2 separate regions of the Mus musculus genome follow, and region 1 is linked to region 2. The links are chromatin loops, found by intact Hi-C in ENCODE. Cell type or tissue: left cerebral cortex. All regions are shown on one strand. Each heading gives the region's core, and the rest is flanking DNA. Links, peaks and the distances in the headings are about the cores only. Region 1 holds the start of Gm40302 (a long non-coding RNA gene). Region 2 overlaps Zcchc4 (zinc finger, CCHC domain containing 4).

Region 1 (8,336 bases), core at 102-8,101, 680 kb after region 2:
GTCGGGTCCTTTCCACTTCTTTTGCTGCACCAGTATCCCGAAGCTACAGAGCTAATTCCTTACGCAAACCTGTTGAGTTTAGTTTTTCTGCACCTAGAGTAAACTCTGTTGCTTTGACTATTTCCTCAGAGGTAGTAAAATAAACCAGATAATGAAAGCAACACTAGCTGTGTGGAATTTTGGTTTCTTTAAAAAAAAAAAAAAAAGAAAAACAAAAACAATACTATAAAAATACATTTTCATTTTCATCCCAGGTGTGGGATACGGGGCTGCTTCAGATTGTCCACATTAGCTGACTATGATTTGCCTCGTGCTCTTGTTGGGGAGGGGCTGTCAGTCAGTTTTGCCAGCTGCAGATAGTTTCTGCGATTGTGTGACAATTGGAATTCTGGGGACTCCTCAAAGGGTATATAAATTTTAGGGCCCCCAGAGGTGGGGTGGGTTAAGTAGTCAGGTGCAAAGAAGAAACAACTACAAATGAGATAATCTGACAGCGAAGAACACACTGGACACCATTAACCAGCAGGAAGTCGTCCAGTCTCTGACTTACTTAGGGATCTTTTCTTTCCTCGCTGTCCTTTCTCTTATCTAGTGTTAGAGGGTTGAAAGGGTGGAAGCGAAGATGGAGAACGGTAAAAGAAGAACCCACCGAGTAGCAAACGACAGCTAGCCACATAGCTGTGTCTGTGAGACAGGGTTGTGTGCTGCTGTGATTGTCCGCTGTGTGTACTAGTTCCTCCGCTGAGTGTGAGCTTGCAGATCCGTCAACTCCCAATGCCCGCAATCCAACTAATACTCGGGCTTCAAAAATGTCCCAGAAAGAGAGAGACTTCCCCTACTCCCCACCCCACTGGGCAAAAGAAACTGCTCTGTAATTTCATCCCATTTGGTTAGCTATTCCTAGCTGCTAGTTCGTCAGGAATGCACTTACTTCAGTAGATTCTGGCTGAGACGGGGTATGCCCATCCCAGTGCCAAGCTTTCTGACAATGATGAACAACAGAAGTACATTTTACACCCGGCTGCCCACAGTACAGTCATGCACAAGTAGATCTAGAAAACAGAACCCACGTTTCAAAGACTACTGTGCTCTCTGTGTGGTGTGAAGTACCCAGTGGTTGAGCCTGACTCGTTGAAAATGTGTCTCTCATCTCACAACTGGATTGAGAATTGTGGTCTAGAAAATTCCAGGTTCCTATCCCAGGTATCTCGGCTCTCTATAGCTTCTGCAAAGGAGGCATTGCCACGGTGGGGCAATGACTAAGTGGCCAGCTTTCCTCTGATGCCCTTTAGTTGCCTTGGCTCCATTCTGGTTCTGTTCAAATCTCACATTTCTCAAAAGTAAACGGCCTCAGATGGACCAAAAGCCTCTTAAAGTAGACTGTACGTCGGGAAGAGTCCTTGGCCCTTTTGCATGGTGTTCTGCGACTGTGTCCCCAGAGTCACTGAGAGCACTTTCTCCCGAGGGAAGTTCACTGTATCTGTTTCCATGGGGATTTTCACCTCTGCTACACTTGTTGCTAGGCTCTCTTTCCCCCAAATTGCATGGCAGGGTAGATGGCTAGTTTTATATTTGAATTTGGCTAGACCACAAGACTCAGACAGGCCTGTGCTGGGTGTCTAGATTTGATGCTCCATTCAGAGGACTAAGTGAAAACCAATTCTCATCCACCCTTTAATTTACCTACTCCCAAACACACACACACACACACACACACACACACACACACACACACACACAGCTACCCATCCATTTGCCCATGTACTCACTGTACTATAGCTGTTTCCTCCGATCTGGAAATTACTATTGACATCCTGGATAGAAGATGAAATCCCACACATGAGCCACTCCTTTGTGGAGAGAGTGGGAAGACTCAAGGCTCCTGAGCCTTCTCCATCCTGAGATTATGTAAGGGGTGAACTGAGGTTGGACGTTGGACATCGGGTAGTGTAGTTTGCCCAGAGGGCTTTCTGGTGATGTAGCTGCTTGTATCGCTTTTAAGTAACCCCAGTAAACCCACTGGTTGACCACGCTGGACTTGAACTGAAGAGTCCTTCCTTTGGTGTGTCCGTGTCCTCTCTGGAGTGAATACATGGGTTGGTTTTTTTATGTGTCGCTGGGGAAAGTCACATGTATATACCCACCCCGTCCTCTCATTCATTCTTTGGTTCATCTATCCCTCGACTGATCTGCCTTGTGTCATACTTGGATCCTTTGTCTGCAAGAGTTTGGAGACTCAAGATACGGCAACATGTGAAAAGCGTCATCAGAGAAGGCAAGAGGAAGGTAGGCAAGCAGAGGAGGAGGCAAGGAGGGTCATGATGTCCCAGGTACATAGGCGGAGCCTGACATACAGTCGATTGTTTGTTGATTGACTTGGCTCCGTCGCTCCCCAGGAAAAGGGCCTGTGATGGCAGAAAGGGAACACATGGGTGTGCCAGGTTTGTAAACTCAAACCCTCGTGGATACGAGAAACACTTACCTGACAGATGGACTACCTGACACTCTGTCAGACACACAGTAGGTGCCCTATCCTTGGATGCTATTAGGAAAGGCTAAGGTGGCGGGTGGGGGTGGGGTCGGAGGAAACTGGCGCTCGAGCCTTGCTCACTGCCATGTAAAGGTGTTAATGAAATGAAAGCATTTCCCTTCCAGTCTCATAGCTGTGGCAAGACTGAAGCCCAAGGGACAGCATATTCTCAGGGACATTTTCCATTGTCCGTAGCTCTTCTTTTGTTTTTATTATTGTACACCACTCAAGGCCACCAGCCAGTCTTCCACTACCCGTTTGATTTTTAGCACAGTCTGTAGGTTCCTACTTTCCTTATCAATAAAGGCTTTGGTGATGAAGAGTAGGTCTCCTTATGTGGCTTTGAATATGTTTTAAGATTTATTTTTATATTATGCATATGAGTGTTGCTTGTATGTATGTATGTATGTATGTATGTATGTATGTATGTATGTGCATGGAGTGCTCCTGGAGACCAGACCAGGGCATTATATCCCTTAGAGGTGGAGCTTTAAGCAGTGATTGGCCATGTGGGTGCTGGAAACTGAACTCAGATCCTCTGCAAGTCCTCTTAAGTGCTGAGCCGTCTCAGTGCCCCCATTGATTGCATCTCTCAGTGTGTCCGCTGCTAATCTGAGTTGTCATTCTCCATGAATGTGCAATGCAAGATTATTGAGACATCAGGGTTTGAAAATCAGGCACGGTGCTGCACTAAGTACTTCAAGGACATCCTCAAGTACTCAATAAGTTTGAAGCCACCTAGGATATGGGAGACCCTTCTTCAAAACCGGAGACTGGGAGAGAAAACACACAGTACCTTACTTTGGTGTCTATCACGTAGTATCAGTTCAGTTAAATGATGTTTGAGTTATCTTTGCTGTTTCACAAATCACCCCAAAAGTAGCAGTGTAAAACAACCATTTTAGTCTGGTGTTACACAGCTGTAACCTTAGCACTTAGGTGCTAGAGGCAGGAGGACTATTACAAGTTTGAGACCACCTTGGGCTACATCGTGAGTCCCAGGCCAGCAAGGGCTATGTAGTGAAGTGTAGAAACTCTTGTTTCTGAAACAGTGACGTCAGGCTGTCATTCAAACACAAGATGCCCCACTTCCTTATTTTCAGCGCATTCCTTACTCTGCCAGAGCATAAGTCAAACTGATCGTTTGCACATCTCATGTGTCTTTAACAGGGTGTCTAGCAGGTCCAGCTGACACCGAGCAGCTTCAGCAAAGTCAAGCACACCCACTTCTTTCGTACAGAACCTTTTTTTGGTTTGGGTTTGTTTTTGTTTTTCGAGACAGGGTTTCCCAGTCTAGCCCTGGCTGTCCTGGAACTCACTCTGTAGACCAGGCTGGCCTCGAACTCAGAAATCTGCCTGCCTCTGCCTCCCAAGTGCTGGGATTAAAGGCGTGCGCCACCAGGCTCGGCTTGTACAGACCTTTCTTAGGACTATGCATTTTGTTTCAGAGAAGCTAGCTACTGCCATGTCCCAAACCTCACAGAGCACCACCGCCCGGCATCCATATTCTCGGGGGCAAACTGGGTAACAGCCCCACACCCGTGCCTATTTGGGGGTACCCACATTGCAGGCAAAATCCAGGGGTGTCCTTCCCTGGTCCTAAAGACTGCCAAGAGAGGCACCATGGTTCCTCTTAGCTCTAAGATCCTGGGTGAGTTAACTAATTCCTCTAACCTCAGATTTGTCAGGTTTAATGTGAACAAAATTCAGCCTTGAGCTGGGCAGTGGCAGGTCTGCCTGTGCTGATACACACAGATGGGCCCAGAAGGTTCCCAGCTCGCCTTCCCTCCCCAGCCCGGCCTGAGAAGAGAGCGCACGCGCCCCCTAGTGGGCATTTCTGCCGCTGCCACCTGAGCGGAGGCGTCCTTGGAGAGAACAGATGTCTAGATTGCTGTCCCCTGCTGGTGTGTAGACAGTTGTCTGAGATTTAAAAGGCAAGAAATTATTTCAAAGAAGGTGAGAGGTTTGAGAGCTGGGATTATGAGCACCACCCCCCACATTACAGACGGTGACTTTGAGGTCACAGAGAAGTGGCTTGATGGTACTAGGATGGATGGGTGATCTCCATACACCTGAACGCCAGCGTGGGCATGAACAGCCTGGGCCAAGATGTCAACGACATCTCTAATACCTAAATTCTTCCCAAAGACTACTCAAAGAATATAAGTTACTTACTCGTTTATTTATCATGCTGGAGATTGAACCCAGAACCTTGCGCACGTCAGATAAAATGCTCTGCAACCAAGCCACATCTCCAGGACAAAAGTTACTGTTTATAGAGAACTTCCTCAGTTAGGTCAAAAGGCTTCAATACTTAACCCTCACCCCAAGATGGTAGGAAGGATTTTCATTTCACAGCGCGAGTGGAAGCACAGAGCGACTGAGCCAGTTGCTTAAGGTCACACAGCTAAACCGAGAGGATGCCGTCGCTTAAACCCGCACTGCTGCGTATTGAAGCAGCACTCCAGCTCGCCTCTCAGGAAGCGACCTGTTGGCTACGTGGATTAGCCAGTGGAGTATTTCTGATGTTCCTGCAGGGTGCCCACCTGTGTGCAGGAGCTGTGGAGAATACAAAAGATTCATGAGACTATTTGGTATATATGATTGCTCCAAAATTGGTTTTGACTACTTAATAAACGGTAAAATCCCCGGGGAAATACTGGTATGATGAAATTTAAAAGAGTGAGTTTTTCAAAGTAGGAAGAAACTGGTTAATAGCAGGCTGAAGGGCAAACATCTTTAAAAAAAAAAAGAAGCAACCTAGGGAGATCAACACTGTATTAGTGGCACGTATGATCTGTATGCCTGAGAGCAGGAAAAATGCAAAAGGGTGTGTGTGTGTGTGTGTGTGTGTGTGTGTGCGCGCCAGCACCCTGAGTGACTGAAGCACTCGTACAGACTCGTACAGTGACTGAAGTTCATTAGGACTCTAAGGAAGTGTTAAAGAGGAAACCCGCCCTCCAGAGCATCAAGGGGCTGGAAGATAAACGATGTCAGATAGGTGCAAATTGGAAGCTGCAGAGGCAAAGTCCTGATCTGAGGAATACATTTACAAAAATATCAGATAAATAATAAATTATTAAATATGTTAAAAGCTAAAAGGATCCTTGCGTCTGCAGGGCTCTTAAATTCAAGAGGAAAAAAAAAAGATGTCAGGTTGGTTTGGTCCTACAGAGTAGAGGGAGGGGACTGGAGACAGGCCGTCTGGCTGCATTGATTCTCCACTGAAGACACAAGGAGCACCCTGGTAGAACATTCACAGGAAACCACTGGCCCAGCCTAGGATGGGAGGCCCCCCAGGAAATGGTGGAGCAAGTTCCAAATACTGGGACATTCTGTGCATGGGAGATCCCAGTCTTTACTCTTTCCCTGGAGGTCAGGCTAGGCAGGAGCCCCAGGGAGGGAGAGCTGGGCTGCTGAGACTCCTCTCTGCACTTTCCTGCAGGCCCTTGACTGCTGCCTGTTTCCAGCTGTTAGCAGCTGCTCAGAGCAGCCAAGCTGGAAAGGGAGCCTGAGTGCATTGGGAGCGGGGTGTGTGTGTGTGTGTGTGTGTGTGTGTGTGTGTGAGAGAGAGAGAGAGAGAGAGAGAGAGAGAGAGAGGGAGGGAGGGAGGAAGAGGGAGTTTTTGTGTTAGAGAGTTTGGGAGGGGGTGACCATCCACTTTAGAGTGGTTCCTTCCTCCAACCTTCAGAAATTGGATCTCTTGGGTTTCTCATGATGTGGGTCTCAGACTCAAACTTCAGACTTGGCAGCAATCACTTTTCCACATTGAGACATCCATTGGTGTTGCTAATACCCGAGATGACCAACTTGTGAAGAGGGTAAGGTATATCCTGGCTCTTGGTTTTGCTTTGGGATGCTGGCAGCATTTCATTGCGAAGACTACTGCTCACCTTACGTCTGGGAGGAGAAAGAAATGAAGAGACCAAAGGCATCAATTACACTTCTAGTTATGACCAAATACCTGACAAAAAGCAAGGTAGGAAAGAAGAGCCTGTGGAAGCTTACAATCGGAGGGGACATGTCTGTCATGGCAGGGAAGCCATAGGGAAGGTGAGAGTGGCTGGACACACTGTACCCACAGTCAGGAAGCAGAGAGAGAGAGCTGAACACTGTGCATTTGAATGTTGGTAGCATGGATCCACCAGCTAGGGGTCCAGACTGGACAACAACCAAGAGTTCAGAGTGCATTTTCCCAACTGTAGTGGTTTAAATGGGAATGGCCCCTGTAGGCTGCTGTATTTGAACGTGTGGTTCCCATTGGGTAGAACTCGTTGGAAAGGATTAGGGGGTGGCCTTGTTGGGGGTCAGTGTGTCACTGGGGGTGGGCTTTGAGGTTTTAAAGCCCACACTATTCAGTTAGCTTTCTGATGCTTGTGAATGAGATGTAAGTTCTCAGGTACTGCACCAGCACCAAGCCTTCCTGTCTTCTGCCATGTTGCCATCCATGATACTTATAGATTCTAACCTTCTGGAGCTGTGAGTCCCAGTAAACGCTTTCTTTTGAAAATTACCTTGGTCTTGGTGGTTGTGGTTCTTCGTAGCAATGGAAGTTATTGTGAGACATCAGCTCAATTAAACTTTCTTAGAAACACCCTCATAGACACACCCGTACGTATGTTACCATAGTGATTTTGAATCTCACCAATCTGACAAAATTGACATCATACGAGACTCCCACAATCTATTTAAAACACATGTCCCAATAACAGGAAGACTTTTCATGAAGACCTTTCCCCCAAAAGTTCCACACCTTCCATGGACATCAAAATGGAGATCAGGCTAGAAGCAAGCTTTCAACATGGCAGGCGGGCACTCATGATCCCCAAGACAGCACCCCAGGCTCTGCTGTAGCTTCTAGATAGCTCCTCCCACTTTGCCTGTGAGAGAGACCCTATGGCAGACGCGGAGCTAAGTGAGCATGCGTAGGGAACTCAGGGCCTGTCTTGGCTTCCGGACTAGCTGCTAGACTTGGACCAGGGCTCCACCACTAGGTTACACTGAGGCTCAGATCCACTCATTCAGTTAACCAAGGTCTCAGGAGAGCTCCACCAGTCCCTTCAGAGAGCATACCTGCCATCACCTGAACACTTAGGTAGGTCTGTCTGTCCTAAACACCCTATCGCTTCTTATGTGACTGCCTCAAGGCCAGACCACTGGGGGACACACTCAAACAGGTCTAGAGCCTAGCCCTTGGTGATCACGGGGACAGAAGAAAAGCATTCAGGGTCCCCTGTGGGCTGGGTGCCCATTTCATTTCCTACATGCAGGTGTCCCTGCTTGTCTTGCAGAGAAGGTCAAAGGATGCTGGTGTCAAGTCAGGATCACCCTACCGGCCTCTTACTCCAGACCCTGGCTGCTTGCTCTCTGCCCCATCTTTATGAGGCTGTGTTAGGCCAGAGCTGCTGATCACCGTTCCCTCGAGCTGCTATGTTTTATGTGGAGATTTAAATAAATGTGACTCTAGCTTACTCGGCGTCCTCCCTGACATTCAAATGGGACTCGGAACTTACTCCACCCCCTAGTTTTCTGAGATGTCATTGTCATATCTATCATATCAAGGATGATGGCGTCTCTCTTTATATCCACATCTCACATACCTTGTTTGTTGATGTCCTACTTATGTGTCTCTCAACCCATTTAACCCCGAGGTCCACAACAGGAGAACTGTATTGGTCTTCCAGTCTTCACTGAGACCAGCAAATCTCCTGTGCATAGCAGCTATTTGGTGTCTCTTTGAGGGCAAATATTCTTTTTTTTTAAGATTTATTTATTTATGTATATGAGTACACAATCGCTGTCTTCA
Region 2 (8,336 bases), core at 267-8,266:
AAGTGAGAAAAGCCAGTCTGAAAGCAGTTACACATGCTGTGTGACTGCAGTATTATGACTTTCTGGAAAAGACAAAACTATAGAGACAGTAAAGAGACCAGTTTCCCGAGGTTAGGGAAGGGTGACCAAGCAGTAAGCAGAAAACTTTCAGGGAACACAGTGAAGTGACTCTGAAGCCCACTGTGACAGAAGCAGGACACTATATACTCAACCAATCCAAAGAACACACAGCCCCAAAGTGAACCTCAGAGTAAAACAGGAACTCATCAACTGTCACACAAGGTATGCTCCGTCCAGGACACTACTGAGAGAAGGCTGTGCACAGGGACGGGATAGAAAGCGCATGTCAGTACTTTCTGCTTCACAGTGCTGCGAATCTACAACACTTTCAAACACAAAGGCTCTTAGGAAAAAGCACAAGAGCCAAACCCATCAACAGGAGGCAGGATCCCTTGTTCTGCAGCGGCTGTAAGAGAGCAGAGAGTAACCATGCCTACCTCAGGGGCTATTTTGGGGACTAAATGTGTTTGTTAACCCATGCAAAACTCTTAGAAACAAGGCTAGCACATAAAACGTGCACAGTGCATGTTACTAACCATTCCTTCATCAGAACAGCAATGGCATCTAATGGTCCAAAGCCTGATTTGAAACATCATAATTTTACTCTTAACAGACATATAAATTCAGCACTTAGTGCCTTATTTGAAACACTCTTCGTAAGTACCATATGAAAATGATTGAAATAGCTATTTACGGTGATGAAAGAAATTAAGTACTTTAAAAAGCCTGTTTTCGGGCTGGAGAGATAGCTCAGTAGTAAAGGCATCCATCACCAAGCCTGATGACCCAAATTGGATTCACAGAACCCATATGGTGAAAGGAGACCACTGTCTCTTGTATGTTATTCTCTGACCTCCATACGTGTGCCATGGCTCACATGTGCCTACTCACACACACATGCACACACACACACACACACACACACACACACACAACTTTCATGCACAAAATAAGATTCCTTTTAAAAGCCTGCTGAATTTGTAATTAGAATAAAATACTACTGTATTAAGGTTAGGTGGAAATAATACACATGAATTCAAGTATTAACATAACACTTTAAAAGTGATAAAACTAACAAACTAACATAAAACAATCCCTTCCATAAAAGTGGGTGACATAAGAGAACTATACCTTGGATGTGCAAGAATTACAATGCACACAGTGCTGGTTCTCACGAGAGACATATCTCTGACAGAGGGAGCAAAATCTAAAGAGAGAAACAGGGAAATGAGCCGCAAGTGTTCATTGAGATTCACAGAACTGACAAAAGCAAACAAGGTACTTGCTCCAAAAATTGGAGGTAATCAGAATTCAATTCAGTATGAAATTATGGACCAAATCTGAGGGTAATATAAGAACCACATGATTCAGTATTTGAAAGCATTTTACTGTTAGGTACATAGATGTGAATTTTCAGGTGACTTGGGAAGTTCAAAGCGCTCTCACCTGTATCCTTCCTCTGATGGAAGGATTATTTTGTTGGGTGGAACGTTGGTGAAAATTCGGACAGGAGACTGTTTTCGACCTGTCTTTCCATGTTTGTAAAGCGCATGATTATCATAATCCACCTAGGAAGAAAAAAGAAAATTCACTCAAATGAGTCAACATTCGCTAAGCTCCTTTAACCAATAAACAAACAAACTGATGCCAAGATCCAGGCTGAGGTGCTCCAGTAGGGAATAAGAAAGTCCTAAAAGCAAGTTTACTCGCCGCCAACCTCAGGAGGCGCCTAGAGCAGTGGCATTCCATTACAACAAGGGAAAGATGTGTTATGTCACACTCATGTTGGTGGGTAATGGGAATGACGCTAACTTTATCTAAAAGGCTACAAAACAAAGTATTTTGTAATTAAAGCTTTATTTCTGATGCTAACCACAGGCTTTGTTTGAAGATGTATGCTAGTGACACTGAGATGTTCCACTTTCTTAGAGAAAAGCTTGCTATTCAGCTGGCCACATCAAAGTGCGGTCTCTGCCCAGCCTTCTACAATCTGAGGAATGTTTTTTACCTATAAAAGGTCATGGATCTTGACTTTGAGAGCTACACTGAGGAGTCACTTAGTCCACAGTCTGGCTGACACGAGGCAGGAAGATGGGGATGAAGAACCCTTGGTTCTGTACCCAGCAGTGACCCTTCCAAACACTGACCTCCCTCGACATCTGAACTTGTGATGCCAGCATTTATTTTCAAAGTGAGGCCACCAAGCACTGTCTTATATGCCTAAATCCCCTGTCCTGTGTGCTAGTATCCATACTCACTCTCAGGCTGTTGTGAATCGCCCTAGCTACTAAACATGTCTTTCTTTAGATAAATAATACTCAAAAAGGGATCGGCAACACCAACATTACTGGGATGGATCCTGTTAGAAATGCAAGTTCCTACCCAGCCTACATCTACTATCTCAGACACCTTGGCAGTGGGGCCCAGCAATGTGTTTTAGCAAGTCCTCCTCACATGCTCACGTTTGAAAACCACTGCTTTAGATCCTCCTCAAGAATACCACGACAGTTAGGAGCTCAGGACGGGTGGATCCTAACTTCCACATAAGATGGCATGAACGCTTTGGATGAGAAGCAAAGATACACCTAGGAAGCTGGAATGGACCAGGCTTACAAGCTGGCTATTAAATAAATGAAGCACAAACAAGGGAAACCATGACAGGAAGACGGGCTTTTCTTTTCTTTTCTTTTCTTTTCTTTTTCTTTTCTTTTTTTTTTTTTTTTTTTTTTTGAGACAGGGTTTCTTTGTATAGCCCTGGCTGTCCTGGAATTCACTTTGTGGATCAGGCTGGCCTCCAACTCAGAAATCCGCCTGCCTCTGCCTCCCAAGTGCTGGGATTAAAGGTGTGCGCTACCACGCCCGGCGAGACGGGCTTTTCTTAAAAACAATTTTTAAAATGTATTCTTAGTCCCAGCACTCAGGAAGCAGAGGAAGGCAGATCTCTGTGAGTTCGAGGCCAGCCTGGCCTACAGAGCAAGTTTCAGGACAGCCAGAGCTACACAGAGAAACCCTGTCTCAAAACAAAACAAAACAAGTATTTTTAGACTATACATACATGTATACAATGTATCTTGATCATATCCGACCAAACTCCCTTTCCCTGACTCCACTCCAGTGCTTCCTCTTCCCATTTTCACGTCCTGTAAAAGGTATATATGTGCATGTGTATATGTGCATATGCATATACATATATCTCCATCCCTCTGAGTCTCTGAGTCCAATTAGTTACCAGCGTGTGCATGGGTGGGGGAAGGGTCACTCAGCATGGACAACCTACCAGCAACCACACCCTAGAAGAAACCTTGCATTGCCTCTTCCAGCAGTGTTCAGCTGTCAACAGCTCCTCAGTAGTTGTCACCCTCCCACACAGGGTAGGATGCGGACAGGTACTGCACAGGGAATCAGAAAGCGGCATTCACAGCACGCCTCCCCATCCTGACTCTGACATCCCTTTTACTCCTTCTTCCGTGATATCTCCTCAGCCTTGAGGATGTTGATACAGATATCCCGCTTCCGGGGAGTCAGGGAGAAAGTGCAGGAGTGGCTATGACCCAAAGACATCGTACACATGAATGAGATTCTCAAAGAATACATAAAAAAATATGGCATAAAAAAGTTCCATCAGGGCTGAGCACTCAACAGCACTCATCCTCCACGCTCCATCCAAACTGTAGGAGTCAAGCTTCTGATGGCAGACTGCTCAACTCTCCACAGCTCTGGTTTAACCCGGTATTACCAGATTTACTCATAAATGCATCCACTAAGGCTCAGACCGCAGCAGTGAGAAACAGCTGGGCAGACTAGCTGAGGGAAGGCAAGGCACAAGTCAAAGTCCCAAGGGTTTCTGATAGGCTGCCCGCCAGCAGGGGCCTCCACCCTCAGCCTTGCCTTGCCTCCCAGGTAGGCTGGTGGAAGGCCTCTACGCATGCGCAGTATCCCAACAAGGGAAGACTTTGTTAAGGTCCCATTTGCAGCCCTTCGTTCAGTCCCCGAATTTTAAGACAGACACTGATAAAACCTGCTCATTTCTACTGAAAATAATAGCAATGAATAGGATTTATAGTTTAACAAATTGGGGGTGTTTGTTCAGAAAAGACTGGGAGGAACTGACAGCTAGTTCATAACTGAAGGAGGATCATATGGAATAGAAATTAGACTTATCCTTTATTGCCTCGGAGAACAGAACCAGGAGCAATGGTTAGGAGTTAATGGGGAGCATATTTTATCTCAATATGAGAAAATTCTCTAACGATTAGAGCTATTAAATAAATTGAGTTGCCTTGTAAGGCTTTAGGACTCTGCGCCCCGACAGCATCCGAGTGAGGCTGGATGAGCGCTTGTCATGAATTCAGCAAGGAGATTATTACACTGGGAAGTCAGCCCAGGTTACCTCTACGTTTCTTCCCAGCTTTCAAAAATCCCGTGAATATATGTTACCTGTTAGAGGCAAGACACAAAAATGGATTTTACTTTAAAAAAAAAAATCAACCTAAAATAGTAGTTTAAGTAGTTTTCTTTTGAAGAGATTTCAATTTATAATGTTTCCCTGGTGCAGCCCTTTGTGGAGTAGAATATATGTGGTACCTTATTAAATTCAACAAAAGATATTTTGCACATAAACTTATGAGTGTCGTAAGAAAAGCCACTCTTCCCACGAGACTGCTGCAACTTGGAATCGCTGGAGAGTTAAGATGTGGGAGGATGTGTACTGCGTGGGACACTCGTGCCACAGCAGCAGATGGAGGGGCAGCCTCTTTATGGTTTCCCAAGGAGCTGGAGAACTCGCGTGTCAGGAAGGTGGCTGATTGCTCGATTTTGCATAACCTAATTGAGATTATTATTATTTTTAAATGCGGGTTTGTTGTGCTAATTAACTATAAACATATGGTATGTAAAACGCATGCTGCTAGAGTAAATTAATGTACCTCTAACATACATCCATATTTCATAGCTTCATCCACACAAATAAACCTCCCGTGGAAGTGCTGTAAAGCAAACACAATTTTGCAAATTGCCTATCGCTACTGCTAGAGCTGATCCACCATGTTCCCGTCATTATCCCTGACATCTCACTCACAATGATGATGAGAGGCATTTTCAAACAGAAAATTTCTCCCACAGAACTGATTAATGTGATGAAGTACTGTATAGAAATGAGGGAAAGCACAAAATCTCTGCAGTTCCCAACTTTTAATTCGAGCCATACGCAAATGTCTCTGCAGCTTGAGCCTGAACAGTTAGATGGAGACCGAGGCGCTAGAGCATGACCTCTGCGCCTACTATGTTCCAGGCCACACTCGCATTTGCACAGCTCTCTGAGGACTATGTGCTGTGTGGTCATACTAAGGTTTTAAGACTGCCTGGGCTTTACCAACCAGCCCCCACAACCACAGTCGGCCTCACAGCCTTCAAAGCCAGATTTAAAATGTCCATGTAGACTACTCCCCCTGTTCAACACTTAGGGAGTCTTTATTACACACCGAGTTTCAAGAATTTGGTTGCCATCTTCTAATATTCAACAATTGCCCCAAATTCCTATCAAAATATCTTTTCTACTGTAAAAATAAGCTAAAAAGGGTTTCCTACATAGGCTGACTATAAAAAAAGTTTAGCGTTGACAAAGCAAACAGCTCTACTTTCAACATGCAAGGTGTATTCCAGGTTAGGAAGACACGAAGTAGCCGGGCAGAGGTGGCGCACGCCTTTAATCCCAGCACTCAGGAGGCAGAGGCAGGCGGATTTCTGAGTTCGAGGCCAGCCTGGTCTACAGAGTGAGTTCCAGGATAGCCAGGGCTACACAGAGAAACCCTGTCTCAAAAAAAAAAAAAAAAAAAAAAAAAAAAAAAAAAAAAAGACATGAAGTCTAGAGAGAGCATTGCGGAGGTTGGGGGTGTGAAACTGTCTCAATGGAGTGTGCTAACCACATGAACGCTGCCACTCCAGTCCTTGTTCCTCGCCCCTCAGCCTGGGGCAGACATCACTAATCAGTCTTGTTAGCTTGCCCAGTGAGCCTGGCGTTCTCTGAACAAGTCTAGGACGTCACTAGAATGAGTCTCAGCACTTCGAGGGAAGGCCCTGCCACGCCTCTGCTCTGTGAAGCATTTACTTTATAGGTCAGGCAAACAGCTCTGGAAAGACCAGCTGATCGCCCTAGTCACATTGCTCTACAGGCAGTGCTAGGACTCAAGACTTCTAACTTGAAATCGGAATTCTCCTCCTCCTTATCTGCCCTTAATAAAGCCGCAGCTGATCGCTATTTCATTGCCTGCTTATCGAGCACGTTATCCGAGTGATTTATGTGTCACGAAGATTTGCAGCAGGTGAGCCTTCCTCTTATCTGAACAGTGTCCTCCCTGCCCCTACAACAAGAGCCAGTGATTGTGGTTTTGTTAGCTTTTTTACTGTACTGTGGCTTGAAGTCTGGTTTTTTTTTTTTTTTTTTTTTTTTTTTTTGGTTTTTCGAGACAGGGTTTCTCTGTGTAGCCCTGGCTGTCCTTGAACTCACTCTGTAGACCAGGCTGGCCTCGAACTCAGAAATCAGCCTGCCTCTGCCTCCTGAGTGCTGGGATTAAAGGCGCGCGCCACCACACCCGGCTTCAAGTCTTATTGAGGCTTTGGTGATGATGGAGGAAGGGGTCAGAGCTATGCAGAAAGATCTGTACTGGATGATAGAGGGCATTCAGTTTCGTTCTAATTTGCCTGTGGTGCTGGGCATTGAACCCAAGACCTCAGGAATGGCTATGTGCTGTCTCCAGATCTCATTGAACCCAAGGCCTCAGGCATGGCTATGTGCTGTCTCCAGATCTCATTCTCCTCCTTCCCAGCTGCTGGCTTTTGCTTTGCTCCCAATCAGACACACATGATCTAACCTCAACATTTTTTTTTAATAATACAGTGAATTGTACAATTATTTCCAGTAAGCCAGTAAGCTTAGGCTGTCAACTATTTCCCAAAGCCCTTTCCTAATGACACAGGCAGGCCAAGAAAATGACATCTAAGTGCCAACTCTACACTAACATCATTTGCCTGCCCTGTAAAAGAGTTGTCTTCTTTTGCCCTAACATCATTTCAAATTCTTGCCACTTCTGTACGTGCAGATGCAACTGTCTTCCAGGAAACCCGTGCTAACCAATGTTAAGGTCTGAGATGTATAAAAAAAAAAAAAAAAAGATGGAGAAAAGTTCTGCCCTGCCTTGAAACTATCTGATGATCGTGTGGACAACAGCCTGGCCTCTACAAGTGTCGCATATCAAGGACTGGGGTATCCCTTTCCATACATTACCCCAAGAGACATATGTGTTACCAGTGCTATACTCATCAGCATCATTATTATTATCGTCATCATATTCATTTAACAGAGAAGAGGGGCCTCAGAGAGGCTAAGCAGCTGAGCTGAGATTAAAACCCATACCTCTCACCACTAGAGTTTGTGCTCTTTCTCATTCTATTCATATGGAATATATGGACACCTACTGTGTGCCGACCATCACAGGAGGGCACCACTTCCCTCAAAGGAAGCAGGTGCCACTGGAGCCAGTTTAGTTAGTTCACTTCTTCAGACTAAGTCAGCTGCCTCTGCCTTGCAAATGCCAACTCTAGAAGCAGCCCTCCCTCAAACAGAACAAAGAGCCCTGCAAGCTTGAAAAGGAGGGGAAACAGCTGTGGAAGGAAGGACTGTGATGTAGGCTATGCTTTACCTACAAGTCAAGGTTAAAATGGCTTACACTACCCACTTTTTGGAAAGGATACTCTTAATATGGTTCAACCATCATAGAAAAGCCATCACAAATGAGAAAATAATCCTAGTTTTCAAAGTCTATACTGTGGAAGCCACGGAAAAATGCTATGGATTAGAGATGCTTACAGCTGTTTCGTTATAGTACCTTAAAGACAGAAGAAACATAAGAAGGAAGGAAATCTGCACAGCCAGCTAAGGAAGTAAAGTGAAATTATTAAATAAAGATTATGTAGCCACCTTTAAAAGTATATACTTATAGAAAATGGAGAAGAATTCAAAAAAGTCTCTTAAGCTGGCTGAAAGCAAAGTAAAACTTTTAAGTTAATGCTTGCTTTCCACAGCAGCAGCACCACAGGTACAGTCTCCCATACACTGGCTAACCAGCATCACTTCAACATATTCTTCACGATGGCATATGCCTTTGACAGTAGACAGTTGTGCTATCTGGCAACAGCTGGTAAAGATGCTTACAATGTGAGGGCTGAAAAACTTCAGGCACTCAACTCCTCAGAAATCACAAAAGGAAAAATGCCTTTGC

Evidence for each region. Peaks named below come from ENCODE experiments on the same cell type or tissue, not always from the same donor. Only the 100,000 strongest peaks of a DNase experiment are listed, where the experiment ranks them.
Region 1: a loop joins it to region 2, with 2.8 times the contacts of the local background. A loop is called at or near these places in 3 of 42 quality-filtered maps.

The regions. Positions count from the first base shown.
Region 1 is chr5:52,128,311-52,136,646 of GRCm38, reverse strand. Gm40302 (a long non-coding RNA gene) reads right to left here and starts at 6,305. Exons shown (of 3, transcript XR_868417.3): 1 at 6,216-6,305; 2 at 4,856-5,089; 3 at 1-2,405. It overlaps Mir6417 (microRNA 6417), which reads left to right and starts at 630; the gene lies at 630-745. In left cerebral cortex, for the core only: a CTCF peak has its summit at 4,363 (motif pointing left); DNase peaks (open chromatin) are centred at 1,008 and 4,353.
Region 2 is chr5:52,809,093-52,817,428 of GRCm38, reverse strand. Zcchc4 (zinc finger, CCHC domain containing 4) reads right to left here. Exons shown (of 13, transcript NM_001308144.1): 9 at 1,507-1,628; 10 at 1,192-1,267. Among named protein-coding and RNA genes, the nearest start is that of Anapc4, 21 kb to the left of the region's middle. In left cerebral cortex, for the core only: no CTCF peak of the experiment used is centred there; a DNase peak (open chromatin) is centred at 4,782.